Linked DNA regions of Homo sapiens: region 1 is linked to region 2. Evidence: chromatin contacts called from ENCODE Hi-C or POLR2A ChIA-PET data. All regions are on one chromosome and are shown on one strand. The core of a region is the stretch at or near the end of the contact, and the rest is flanking DNA. Distances in the headings are between cores, read along the strand shown. Region 1 holds the start of CNEP1R1 (CTD nuclear envelope phosphatase 1 regulatory subunit 1). Region 2 holds the start of SIAH1 (siah E3 ubiquitin protein ligase 1).

Region 1 (7,177 bases), core at 1,079-3,578, 1.6 Mb after region 2:
CCTTCTTAGCCCTCATCTTTGCATGGCTGGATTCTTCTCATCCATCTTTTCATTCTCAGCTCAAATGCCTGTGCCTCATGAAGCCCTCCCAAAGCATGAGATCCTGCTAACCTTCCTTTTTCTCACTGTATCCTATTACTGTTACTCCCTCCATAGAACTGTCAACTAAAGGATCATGAGGTTCATAAATCTGGGGAGGAGAGCTTTATTTCTGCTTGTTTGTTTGTTTGTTTGTTTGTTTGTTTGTTGAGACAGGGTCTTGCTCTGTTGCCCCAGCTGGAGTGCAGTGGTGCAATCATAACTCACTGCAGCGCCGAACTCCTGGGTTCAAGCAATCTTCCTGCCTCAGCCTCCTGAGTATCTGGGACCACAGCCACATGCCACCATGCCCAGCTAATTTTTAAATGTTTTTTGTTTGTTTGTTTGTTTTTTGTAGAGACAGAATCTCACTATGTTGCCCAGGTTGGTCTGGAACTCCTGGACTCAAGTGATCCTCCCACTTCAGCCTCCCAAAGTGTTGGAATTACAGGCATCAGCCACTGTGCCTGGCCTAAAGAGGTTTATTTCTGAAGGGTTGGAGCCTGCAGGCTGGCCATCCTTATAGGCTGGGAAGTATGGTCTCTGGCAGAGACCAAAAGCAGGCACTTTGAAGGAGGAAGGGTGAAGCAGGAATTTATGCCAAATGGGTTGGCCAAGTATACATATTTAACAGGTTATAGGAGAAGCTATTCAGGAAAGAGGGGTGCACACATGCATAATAAACAATCATGCATGTTACATGGGTCACATGTTCACTTTGGGGTAGAGACTTAACATTTAAATGCATTACAGTTAGACCCTTTACGTCAAAAGGCGAAGCAGAGAACATAAAGGCACTCATTGTGCAGCCTCTGTAGACTGGCTAGGGCCAATCTATGGTGGGTGGTCTCTTATCAGGAGAAAGTTACTGAAATCAGTCTCTTGTCTAATGAAAGCAGGAGTTATGGCTTGTGGAACAAAGGGATCAGTTAGTCAGTGACTGGTACTTGGTAAGCTGCAATTGTTTTAATATTGCTTGTTTAGCTGCTAGAGGAAAAAAACGAACATTGTGGCAGTTAGAACATCGTTTATTCTTTAAGTGTCTGGGTCTTGAGTGATTTAACCCTTGCCTGGCAGGGCCTTAGGTCTTGTTTATAAGTTGGTATGTTACTGCCACAAAAAAATCTAGCCCATCAGTCTTAGATTCTTTTTTTTTTCTTTTTCTTTTTTGACAGTCTCACGCTGTCACCCAGGCTGGAGTGCAGTGGCTCACTGCAACCTCCGTCTCCTGGGTTCAAGTGACTCTCGTGCCTCAGCCTCCCAAAGAGCTGGGATTACAGGCATGCACCACCACGTCTGGATAATTTTTTTGTATTTTCAGTAGAAACAGGGTTTTGTCATGTTGCCCAGGCTGGTCTCAACTCCTGACCTCAAGTGATCCACGCGCCTCAGCCTCCCAGAGTGTTGGGATTAACAGGCGTGAGCCACCGCGCCCGGCCAGGATCTCTATTTTAACACAACTATTCTTATTTGAAATCAATTACTTATTTGCATGTTTGTTGCCTGCTGTAGCCCTTCCTCTTTGCGGGCAGGAATCCTGTCTACCTGGCTCACACGCGTATCAATACAGTGTCTAGCATGTTAGGCAATAAAATGATTTTGAATGAAAGAATGCCACCAATAAATGAACAAGAAGGCCTTGTGATCAAATACAAATGTAGTCAATCCCTTACAGATCTCTTCTTAAGTTATAGGTATTTGGGCTTACACTTTGCCTCATTTAGGAATTATGAAAGCTGGGTGATGTGAGAGGAAAGTAACCAAGAGAGAAGTGTTTACTTAAGGGGTTGGTTATCTAGGATACCATAATTAAGGAAACTGGTTATTTAGGGTTCTAGTTAGTTCTGTACAGATTTCATTACTCCTTGAGATCCTTGAGGACAGAACCAGCTCTTTGATTTCTGTATCCCTCGCTAGCGACCAGAATAATGCCTGGAAGGTAGTGGGCGCTCAATCAACATTTGACGAATGAAAGAACCAAGCGGGGAACGGGGGATAAATGAATGAACGAACTGGCTCCGGAGGGCTGCAGTTCCTCCCCGGGGCAGCAGGCGACGCCAGCGTTACGCCCGCCTGGCCGCCGGCAGTTCTTGGTCCCTCCGGCTGACCGTCCAACGCTAGGCGCCGAGGCCGGTGCAAGAGACAGCCAATAGAAAGCTGTCTTAGTTGGAGGTCTAGTAGAGGAATCCAATGAGCGTAGCGGGTCTAGGCAAGGGGCGGTGCGACGGGGAGGGGCAGCGGGGAGCGGTTAGAGGTGGGAGTTGGCGCTGCGGGCCGGGCGGGGGCCGCGGAAGCTGCGATGCGGACAGGGCAGCGGCGGTGACCCGAGCTGCCGCCCGACATGAACTCGCTGGAGCAGGCGGAAGGTAGGGTGGGCCGCCCGGGCCCGTCCCCCGTCTCCCCTCGGAAGCTGGCGGTGCTCCGGAGGAGCCGGCGTCGTGAAGACCCCCGCCCCGGGAGGAGGCCGCAGAGGATGGAGCTAGGGGCCCGGAGCTTGGGGGCGCGTAGGCGGCCGTACCTGGCCAGACGCGGGGGGCGGTGCCTCAGCTCCCTGAGTCCCCACAAACCTAGAGGGTCGACCTCCTCGCCAGCTTCTATTTTTATTTTCTTTTCACTGGCAGACACTTGCACTTCGTGCATTGCAGCCTGCTAATTCATTTCATTTCATTCTCACAGCCCCGCGAGTTGTATCCCTGATTCCTGCGGTGGTTTCCGGTAACTGCCAAGGTTAGGAAGTGCTGCTCGGTGTTTTAAAGTTTAAAGCACACCACTGCGGAAAGGATACCCCACCACTCACTCGGAGCAGCTTAGACGCCCCTGTCTTCTAGAACTAGGCGCTGCCTGGGTGCCACGAAGATCACCTGTACCCCTTCGGAGGGGGCAAGGGGAATGTCTTTCCACACCCACTCGCTATCAGTGTCAAGAAGTCTAGTAAGGCCAGACGGCGTAGCCATTAATTAAATATAAGAGCTGGAAACCGGAGGCGGGTAATTGCAGTCAGGTAGACCTCGAAGACTTTGATGTTAGGCACTACGTGGTTCTAATAGGAAGTTCTTGGTTCCCAGAGAGCTAAAACTCGACCTGATTTTAATTTTATTTGCAACCCTGAAAATGTTCGCTTTTGGCGCTGGCCGAGGCTGCTGCTTATTTCTCCCAATACCATTTATGAAGCTTCTAAAAGTAAATCAGCAAGTTTTCTTATATGAGAAATTGGAATTAAAGAGCCCTAATTTTTTGTCAAGTGCTTAAAAAGCTGTCATAGTAAATGAAATAAACAGTGCAGTGATACATGGAAGTTAGTGTGTAAGACCTGAAGCAGTTAAGAGTATCTCACATGTCGTCTTAATGTTAGGTAAATACTCTGACATTTCGTCAGACGAGTAAGAGTGGCTAATTAGAAAATTGACATCTTTATACCTAGATCTCAAGGCTTTTGAGAGGAGACTTACTGAATATATTCATTGTTTGCAACCTGCTACTGGACGCTGGAGAAGTAAGTTCCTGAATGTTATTTTAAGGGAAAACTAACAATTGATACTTTTATCCTAATATAGGAATGATTTGCTTTTATGTAAAATGTTTGTTTAAATTTATTTAACATTGTAGACAATGCCTTATGAAGAAATTTTTAAGAAAAGGAAATTATAACTGGCCTTCTCAAAAGAACAGTCTATTTCGTGTGGTTGTTTTTGTTTTTCCATTAAAAAACATATTTTTTGGCCAGGCGCCGTAGCTCACGCCTGTAATCCCAGCACTTTAGGAAGCCCAGGCAGGCGGATCACCTAAGGTCAGAAGTTCAAGACTAGCGTGGCCAACACGGTGAAACGCCGTCTCTACTAAAAATACGAAATTAGCCGGTCGTGGTGACGCTGCCTGTGATCCCAGCTACTCAGGAGGCTGAGGTGGGAGAATCGCTTGAACCCGGGAGGCGGGGATTGCAGTGAGCCGAGATTGCGCCATTGCACTCCAGCCTGGGCGACAAGAGTAAAACCCGGTCTCAATAAATAAATAATAAAAATATTTAAATTTTTGAATTATTACAGTTTTGATAAAGACATACCTAATAAAAATTTCAGTAGCCCGTTTAGCAGTTTTATAATTTGCCTACAAACTATTGGAATAAAATTTTAGTAAGAAGAGTCATATTAATAGGGCTCAGTGAGTCACGCATATAATCCCAGCACTTTGGGAGGCCGAGGCTGGAGTATTGCTTGAGCATGGGAGTTTGAGACCAGCCTGGGTAACATGGAGAGACCCCATCGCGGTGGCTCACGTCTGTAATCCCAACACTTTGGTAGGCCGAGGCGGACGGATCACGAGGTCAGGAGAGCGAGACCATCCTGGCTAATACGGTGAAACCCCGTCTCTACTAAAAATAAAAAAATTAGCCGGGCGTGGTGGCGGGCGCCTGTAGTCCCAGCTACTCTGGAGGCTGAGGCAGGAGAATGGAGTGAACCCAGGAGGCAGAGCTTGCAGTGAGCCGAGATTGCACCACTGCACTCCAACCTGGGCGACAGAGCGAGACTCTGTCTCAAAAAAAAAAAAAAAAAAATTTAGCCAGGCATGGTGGCACACCCCGAGGTCCCAGCAACTTGGGAGGATCACTTGAGCCCAGGAGGTCGAGGCTGTAGTGAGCTATGTAGTGAGCTAAGTGAGCTATGTTCACTGCACTCCAGCTTAGGGAACAGAGGGAGACCCTGTGTTTAAAAAAAAAAAAAAGTAAAGTCATGTTATTTAATGTATACTTGGAAAAGTTACAAAATTACCCTTAGTTGATTTTTAACAAAGCATAATTGTGCTGCTTTGAAGTCTGACCTAGAAAATTCACATTATTACTATCTATTCATAAGTATCATGAGTGCTACAAAATATAATTTGAACAGTGCTTACTTGCCCATGGAAATACATAGGAAATGTGGACAAATATATGAGCCATGAGATCATCAAACAAAATGCTTTGTTAATATGTGTTTGGAATAGTTTTTATTTGTTTTTGTTTTGGAAATGGAGTCTAGCTCTGTTGCCCAGGCTGGAGTGCAGTGGCGCCATCTTCGCTCACTGCAACCTCTGCCTCCCGGGTTCAAGTGATTCTCCTGCCTCATCCTCCCTAGTAGCTGAGATTACAGGTGCCCGCCACCACGGCAGCTAATTTTTTTGTGTATTTTTAGTAGAGATAGGGTTTCTGCATTTTGGCCAGGCTGGTGTCAAACTCCTCACCTCAGGTGATCCTCCCATCCTGGCTTCCCAAAGTGCTAGGATTACAGGTGTGAGCCACCACGCTGGGCCAAATAGTTTTAATTTCCTAGATGGTCATTATTTAGATTTAATTCCTATCAAGAAGGAAGTGTAGTAGCACACATTGAGGATTTACTTTATTTCAAAGTGTAAATCAGTTTGCTGGACCAAAAAAGCACTATTGAAGCTAAGGATCTAAGGATCTGGCAAGATTTTTTTGTATAATTTTTATTAAATCTATTTGCAAAGTTTTATTAGTATGCTGTGAGAATTCTGGTTGGTCAGAATTTACAGGTAATGATTTTCCTAGGTTCTCTGGTTTACCTAGGAATTATCCCCAAAACCTATGTTTCACTGTTACTTGAAAATCTTTTAAAATGTATATGATACTGCCCTATCTTATAAAATGTGATATAAATATACTTTACTTTTTCTCTGACTCATGGTCTTAGCACTTACTTGGTTAATGAACCAGTCAAATAAAGCATGTGTATGAGGTCCTTTCTAGTGTATTGATTTTGCTTTTTCTTATTTTTTTAAAACATACATGTGTAATATAGTGCATTTCTGGAAATACAGAATTGTAAGAAATTGAGTTCAGTCTGTTCTGAGTTCAGAACATAGTTTTGATATTTTGATCCTATTTAATACCTAAAACAAGATTTTTTTTCTTTAGTTTACGTCTTCTAAAAGTACATCAAGGAATTCTAGATAATTAAGGTTTTACTATATTTGTATATTTGCTATATTTCTGTTGTTCTTGGAAACTGAATTTCCACATTTGAAAAATGTATGCATCCTAGCTGAAAGACAGGCAACGGTCATCATCTCCAGAATATTAACTGGGTCTTGATGCCCCTTTATTATTTTTTACTAATACCATTCTTAAGTTTTACTTATGATTTATTTAGAATTTCTAAAATCATTCTAGCTTAGTGGAGAGAAAGACCTTTTCTAAGTTTTACTGGCAGTAATTTCTACCCTACCTTTCTTTAAGTCTCTTAAAGAAAATCCGATACTAACTGGTGTGCTCCATACTTCCTGCACTGACTTTAATGTAACCATGGCAGTCATCTGCAAAGCAAAATCCTTTAGTCAGTCTTCTCAGTACATTCAAAAAGGAGTCTTTGATGGTTTGTTTACAGTAGAAAATGAGTTTGTTTTTTTAATTTGAGTTTACAAGATCTGCAAAATCTTCACTAAGCACAGTGAACGTTACATAGCGTAGACTCTTCTACTGAAGTGTCACCATCGAATTGCTTTTTATTTCATTGATCATCATAAGTTCTGACCAAATCATAAGAGAAACAGTATCCTTAATTACTAAGGTTCACAATGTTTAAGAGAATTCCTCGAAGCCAGATGGCAAGCCTTCTAATTCCTGAGTCTAGTTAGTGCATTTTCCATTTAATAAAGTGCTATATTCTTTGGTTGTCATTTAGTAGGAACTGGTGGTGATAGTATCACATATTAAGTATGTATTTGCTTACTAATTTCGTGTTTATCTTTCATCAGTGCTTCTTATAGTGGTATCTGTCTGTACAGCTACTGGTGCCTGGAACTGGTTAATAGACCCTGAGACACAAAAGGTAGAAGTTTTGTTTTAAAATCATTAGCATAATTAAATGAGATAATGGATATTGTAGTGCTTTGTTAATGATAAAGTATTCAAACACTACCTATTAACTACTACTAGTGATATTGTCATATTAAAAATATGCCTTTTATTAATTTGCTCAAGGAAGATTTTGGCTGGCTATTGTGAATTAAGTATGTCTACAGGGAAAAGGTCTAAGAGATGCTATTATTTCTTAGACATTTATTTGTTATTTGTCATTCACTTCTGAATTTATCATTTTTACAT
Region 2 (7,297 bases), core at 1,971-4,470:
ATGGCGAGACCTGACCTGGTCTCTACAAAATAACTTTTTAAAAAATTAGCCCAGTGTGATGGCACATGCTCCTAGTCCCAGCCACTTATGAGGCTAAGGTGGGGGGAACCTTTGAGCCCAGTTGGAGGCCACAATAAGCTATGACATCACCACTGCACTCCAGCCTGGGCAACATAGCAAGACTATCTCAAAAAAAAATAAAAATAAAAATAAAGATCTGAATGTCATTAGAATACGCACAGTAGTAGGTGAGTAAACAAATACCTACTGAGCACTAGGTACTGAGGATATATATTAAAAACACAATTCTTGCCCTTATGCAGCAGATATTCTAGTAACTATAGCCATGGGAACTAAATCATTTAAAGTGCATTAGACATCCTGCTATTTTGAAGAATACTATTAAGGATACTTATTGTAAAAAGGAAAATTTCCTTTTTTGGCGGGGGGATGGAAGGTTCTGGGGATTTCATACAGATTTTGTTGAAAGAGAGGGCTGTACAAAAAATATCTAGATTTTAACATTTCACAAAGCGAATATGGAAATTCCACAAAATTCTGTTAATAAATCTCTTTAAACAAAGAACCTCCAATCTTTAAAAATTTTGTAAATCAACTGCTTAAAAATACAATTTAAGCAGTCACCTAAAACTCTGTAAATTACTAAACTTTGTTACCCTAGTTATGTAAGATCTGTTTTCAAAACACCATACTCACTGAAAATCCTATTTGTTATTTTATGTCATTACTGACATAGCTAGATAATTCCTTCATAACTCCAATTTAACCTAATCATGCTTTTTAATTACAGATATTAAGAAAGAATATTTCTCTACAGCAATTTCGTAAGAACTTCCCGAAGCTTAGAGGGAATAGATTAATATTTAACAGATGTAAAATGCATTAACATTGTTTCTGAATTTGTACTTTGTGGAATACTTATCCTGAAAAGTTATCAGTTTCACATCTATTATACGTATTTCAGTTTAAAATATTAAATGTTAGTAAATTATGTTGGAAAGATGCCAATAACGAAAAAAAAACTGTTTGGCATAAACTTTGGGGAACAAATTCTGGATATAATCGCAACTAACCATCCAAGATTACAGAAATCTGTATCTTTATTTAAATTTTCAGAATGAAACACTACACAACCAATTTGTGTAATCTACTTTGAGTCTCAAGATCTACCAGTCTAAAGTCCTCCTAACAACTAATTAAAATCCTCTCCACCATAATTTGAGCCAACAACTCCCAGATAAAATTACCAGACCATTACATTTGCCACCACACTACATTCTGCTCTTCAGTAACTTCTAAAAGTGATGGTAACACCATAGATACACACTCAAGTATTCACTGTCCCACTTTTCTAAGTTGGTTAACTCAAGTCCTTGAAAGTGAACTGATCAATAAATCTAAACTAGCTAAGAGAAGACCTCATTTTAATCAATTTGATTTTTTTTAATCACAAAGATATAGCCATTCAAATCCCCGGCCACAGCAATTTCCAAAATGCCACCATCTCAGAAAGTCTGTTAATTTATCATACAAATCTCCTTGTCCTTTTTAACAACAAAATGCATTGAAAGAAAAAACCCAGCACTAAAGATCTGTGACCTGATTTCACAAATTCTGGTCTATGCACTTTCATCATACCAACACATCATGCCAAGAAAACCTCGTAAGTTTAGCTATTAAACTACAGTCTTAACAGTAAGCATTTGTTGAGAACTTAGTATGGGGCTGCCACTGCTTTCAGTCCACCTATTGTCATCTCATCAATTCTCAACAGGGCTTGAGGTAGATACTGTCGTTACACCCATTTTGCAGATAAGGAAAGCGAAGCACAGAGAAGTATCTGCCCAAGGTCACAAACCAGTGGAGCAGGATTTGACCCAAAGCAGACAGTCGGACTTCACAGCCCGTGCTCTCAACATCCAACTGCTGAAGAGTTAACAATTTACCCTTGACAGCCGCTATAAGCAAAGGTAAATGCTCAACTGCTAGGAAGGGACAGTCAGAACACCGTCCCATATCCAGTATCCATGTCTCTCTGTTTGTTTATGGCCTCTATGACTTTGGCAAAAGAAGTACACACAATCTGATTTTCCGAACACCCAAGCTGGACTTTTCTGAATGTCCGAGCAAACAAATTATGTATCTTTCCAGGAACGGGCAGACAGCGAAAACGAACCTACGCATCGGAGTGGCCCAGGTTATTCACTTTAAGTTATAAATTTGGGAGAGTTAAGAAAGGACCCCAAACTACCCGGCAAATGAACCCTAGGAAATGCCAGGTTTATAATAAGCTAGAGCTTCCCCGGCACGCCGTTCACGCGCTCTCCTCTCTAACGACATAAACAAGGGAGGAGGCTGCATTCTTCCCACTGCACAATGAAGCCTCCGGCCGAAGCGGCAGGAAGAGCGCAGCCCCGTCCCGGACGGCTCCAGCCGGGGGTCGGGGGCAGAGAGCGGAGGCCGAGGCCCGCCGAGCGGCGCGGTGCGGCCCGGGCCTCCGGGCGCCGCGGGGAGGAGGGGGAGGGAGGGCAGGGCCCCGGCAGCTGCCCGCACTCAGCTGACCTCCGCCATGTTGGCCGCACACCCCGGGACCCTCCACAACAAAGGCCGGCACGAGGGCGCGGGGCGCGCCGGGCGCCACCCCCGGCCGGGCCCGCCTCCCGGGCGCGCGGGGGCCGGGCCGCCGCCGAGGCCCTTCCCCCGCCCTCGGCCCGGCCGCGCGGGGCCGACCCCCGCCGCCACCCCGCCGGGCCCGGGGCTCCAGGGGCGGGGGCGAGCCGGCTTGCGAAGGCTGAAGGCAGGGGAGGGGCGGGGGGCGGCGCTCGACCGGGCGGCCCGACTCCGGCCGAGACAAAGGCGCCGCCGCGCCGACTACTGCCCGCGCCCCGGCCGGGCCGCCCTTCCCGCCCTCCGCCATTACCGGGCCTGGGCGCCCGCCTGTCGGAGAGCCCCTCGCCGCCGGCTCCTCCCTCAGGCCGGGCCCCACTTACCTGTGGGCGGAGAGCGCGCCTCGGACCCCGGTCCTGGCACCAACGCGCTCCGTCGCCAACCCCCGCCACCGCGGGCAGCGCCACCGCCTCTTCCCGGCGCCGAGACCGACGGGACACCCTGGGCCGCCGCCGCCTCTCGAGAGCGCGCCCCGCAACGGCCGCCCCGGCTCCCCCCTGGCCGCCGCCGCCGCCGCCGTTTCGCGCGTCCTCGAGCCCGCCGCGCGCCCCCGCTAAATACCACACACTGCGGCGGCGGCCATGAGGAGGCGCGGCCCCGCGCGCTGGGAGCCTGGGGGGGCGGGGCTTTCGCGGGCGCGCAGGCGCACAGGCGTTGGCGCGGCCGGCGGCGGCCTCCGCGGGCGTAGCTGTGCGGGTCTCCAAAGGCGGCAGTAGGTGCGGGGGCTACTCGGCTACCGTTGCTGCGCCCGTGCACCGCGCATTCAACGGATCCTGGCACGTGGCGCTCTGGCCCGCGAGAAGCTAGCGCTTGCCCGTCGGCTCAGGGCAGCTCCTCCCGCGGCGCTTTGTTCCGGGGCCGCGTGACCCCCCCGGCTCCGGCCGGAGGGGTCGCCCAGCGGGATGCGAGCCCCAGGCTGGCCGCCGCCGCGGCCTTGTGCCCTCCCCCTTGTTTTGTCTGCTGATTTAGCCCAGCGCCTCCACGGATCCTTCCCAACTCCACTCAGTCCCAAAGAAAAAGCGGCTGCCCTGCCCGCCGACCGGGACCCCACCCCTAAAGAGAGTCCCAGCCTCTCCCGAGGTTGAGCCGCTCCTCAGCAACAGCGGGACGAGCTTCAAAAGCTTGTTTCAGCTGAAAAGTGGGTAATGGGGAAGCACGCGTTTTCCTGTGTCCATGCTCATCTGGAAAGTCCCTAATTAGGGACTCTGCATTCCACTTCTTGAAATAATAAAAGGAAAACATCACTTGCAATTCTTTGATGGGTGCTATGAGCAGAAGCAAGCATCTGAGACATTTACAAGCCCTAACTGGAATTCCATGTAAGATCTATTAAAATGGTATTCCGTCCGGACGCGGTGGCTCACGCCTGTAATCCCAGCACTTAGGGAGGCCGAGGCCGATGGATTACCTGAGGTCAGGAGTTCGAGAGTAGCCTGGCCAACATGGTGAAACCCTATCTCTACTAAAAATACAAAAATTAGCCGGGCGTGGTGGTGCACGCCTGTAGTCCCAGCTACTCGGAGGCTGAGGCAGGAGAATCGCTTGAACCCGGGAGGCAGAGGTTGCAGTGAGGCAGAGATCAGGCCATTGCACTCCAGCCTGGACAACAGAGCGAGACTCTGTCTCAAAAAAATAAAAATAAAAATAGAAAAATCCCATACCGGGCACGTATGTACAAATTCCCAGTGTATGATAAAGTTTATATGTGCAAAACACTAGTTTACAGTATTCCTAATTACATGATTTAAACTGCAATTTTACTTTCACATTTTTGGGGAGAAGTTATAGCTCCTCAGTACACGGGAAGGTCAATAGAGTTCGGTTCACTTCAGTTTAGAGGTAAATTTTCCATTTTTACAGACTATGTGCTTGGCATAGCCATGTGGCCTTGACCTGGTCGTGAAGGGCAGAGGAGTTCTGTCCTGGGCGAGGAGCAGCTCTGGGGTGAGATGTGTTTCTCGCCCCCAGAACCCCTGGGCCGCTCTGCAAGCAGTGAAATGGATACGGACTAAGAGAGAACTTGCCAACGTGGCGATTAAAGTTCTAAACACCCGGCTTTGCCAAAGTCAGATTTTGTCCTCCTTATCCCGCATCCCTTCCTCTACCCAACAGCATTTGTCCATCTGAAAATAACAGTCTGTCTCTGGCCCACTGCTGACAGTCGAGGACTTACCTTATAAACTAGTGGATTCTCTTAAACTGCAGGGGTGCCCAGGACACAGTGTCCCCTGAGGATGCCGCACACCAGTCTTGAAGTGCTGGATCGTTGACGTCAGGCACCCAGAAGCAACTTCTGCCTCTGGAATTCTCAAACGTGCTTTTCTTGGCTTAGTTTGTGCCTGCTCTCCTCTAGAAGAGTCCAAGTTACTTCTTACTTTCCCCACTTCCCTTTTATACAAAACAAATTTAATCGGGTTAATTCCATCTCTGAGAATTCCTACCTAGATTTGGGCGGGGCTCAATCTGATTTGGTTAATTCTGGGTGGTAGCTATGGGTGGGACATAAACATCACCATTATAAATTTAATTTACTCCCCCTCTCAAAAAAATGTACCTTCCATTTGAAAGAAAATAGCTCCACTGTGGGGGTAACTAAGCACCTTTTCTGAACAGGGAGTTGACTCTGCTTCCTTGACAGTTTATCCATAGAAAAGCATTTTGTAAACTGTAAAGCCTATCCAAATAATCCTCCAATTGATGGGATTTCAGTAACGGTGACAAATATTTTCAGGCCACATCTGGATAGGGAGCCTTCCTGGTCCCCTCAAATCACATCAAATGGTAATTCCATCTATTGCAATGGAACATAACGCTCTGGTCCTGCATCTGGCCCGTAGTTAAGGTACCAGTGATGTAAATTACTTTCCTCTTATGAATAAAACAGGCACTGGCCAGGCACGGTGGCTCACACCTGTAATCCCAGCACTTTGGGAGGCCAAGGCAAGAGGATCGCTTGAGGCCCAGAAGTTCCAGACCAACCTAAGAACATAGCAAGACCCCGTCCCTATAAAAAGTTTAAAAATTAGCCCGGCAGGGTGGTGTGCGCCTGTAATCTCATCTAATCAGGAGGCCAAAATGAGAGGATTGCTTGAACCTGGGAATTTGAGGCCATAGTGAGCTATGATTGTGCCCCTGCACTCCCATCTGGGTGACAGAGGGACACTCCATCTCTAAAAACATAAAAATAAATGAATAAATAAAACAGGCACTGATGAGAGTATCTTTATTTGGGGGTTTTGCTATGAATTTATATTAAATTGATATTTATTTATTTATTTATTTTGTAATCTCGGCTCACTGCAACCTCCATCTCCTGGGTTCAAGCGATTCTTGTGCCTCAGCCTCTCAGATAATGCTGTCAAAGTTGGCTAAACTAGTTAAGACTGAACAGATGATTTCCAAGTGTCTTCATGTCAATATAGTTATTTTACAATAGACCAGTTCACAAGACCAAACCCATCTATTGAATCACCGATGGGCTGTGTTTGTTTCCAGGCAATCACAGATGTCTCTTGCCCAGGAAACTATAGCTATCTCCTCTTACATTAAACCACTGATACCCATTTGTCATTCAGCTTAGGTGGATAGGTCTGGAAACATATTAGCATTCCCTTCCAAGCCTGGCTCTGCTGGTAGCGAAACAGAATCTTTTTCAGCCTGGAAACTGGAAGGCGGTTCCTCCCTCCCAAATAGACTCCTATAAGCTTTGCAAAGGAAAGCAGGTCCCCAACTTGTCAGACATGCCTACAGCAGAGCAGAAACAATGTTTTCTTTATCAGACACACCTGTTGCCAGTCACTGTCTGAGGTTGGTGAATGTGTTAAACAGTATCCCAAACAAATTTTCCTGGACATGGTGGAGAAGTTAGAGACACAACATGAGCATCCAAGAATGAAACAGGAAGTAGCTGAAGGAAGTTCCCAAAAGCCCAAGTGGTTGGGAAATGAGTTCGCCCATAACTGTAGTTTTCCTTCAATATAATCAAGTTTCTTTAGGAAAAAGGTTACATGCTAGGCATCACATTTTTCAAGAAGTTAGAGCCGGGCACGGTGGCTCACGCCTGTAATCCCAGCACTTTAGGAGGCCAATGCCTGCAGATCACCTGAGGTCAGGATTTGGAGACCAGCCTGGCCAACATGGTGAAACTTCGTCTCTACTAAAACTACAAAAATTAGCCAGGTGTGGTGGTGGATGCCTGTAATCTCAGCTACTCGGGAGGCTGAGGCAGGACAATCACTTGAACCCAGGAGGTGGAGGTTGCAGTGAGCAGAGATCACACCACTGCACTCCAGCCTGGGCAACAGAGCAAGATCCTTGTATCAAAAAAAAAAATTAGAAAATCATTGAGGTTTTTATGTAGCTGGTGGAAGTAGGTGATACTGACAATTAGTTTAAGTAATTGTTGTTCTTGAGTTCATTGGAATGCAGTGATAACTGTCCAGTGCATTAGGTACAACCCCTGCCTCATGCCCAACCCACAGATGCTCATTTCCATGGATCCAAATCTTTTCTTTACACTTGTCAGAATTTAGCCTTTTTCTTTTTTCTTTTTTTTTTTTTTTTCCAAGACGGAGTCTTACTCTGTCACCCAGGTTGGAGTGCACTGGTG

The links. A loop is a pair of places that touch in the nucleus more often than their neighbours do. ChIA-PET counts read pairs that join two places held with the same protein, here RNA polymerase II (POLR2A). Pooled maps may share reads with other maps.
Region 1: a loop to region 2 is called in a pooled map, with 3 times the contacts of the local background. The contact joins the promoter of CNEP1R1 here to the promoter of SIAH1 in region 2. A Hi-C loop is called at or near these places in 2 of 50 pooled maps. POLR2A ChIA-PET finds 5 or more read pairs at or near these places in 2 of 52 experiments (MCF 10A and activated CD4-positive, alpha-beta T cell).

The regions. Positions count from the first base shown.
Region 1 is chr16:50,022,897-50,030,073 of GRCh38, forward strand. It overlaps CNEP1R1 (CTD nuclear envelope phosphatase 1 regulatory subunit 1), which reads left to right and starts at 2,329. Exons shown (of 6, transcript NM_001281789.2): 1 at 2,329-2,444; 2 at 3,500-3,571; 3 at 6,829-6,902. The coding sequence starts at 2,420. RefSeq lists an enhancer at 2,018-2,519 and a silencer at 2,333-2,642.
Region 2 is chr16:48,382,193-48,389,489 of GRCh38, forward strand. It overlaps SIAH1 (siah E3 ubiquitin protein ligase 1), which reads right to left and starts at 3,221. Exons shown (of 2, transcript NM_003031.4): 1 at 3,012-3,221. RefSeq lists silencers at 2,300-2,569, 2,660-2,729, 2,830-3,649.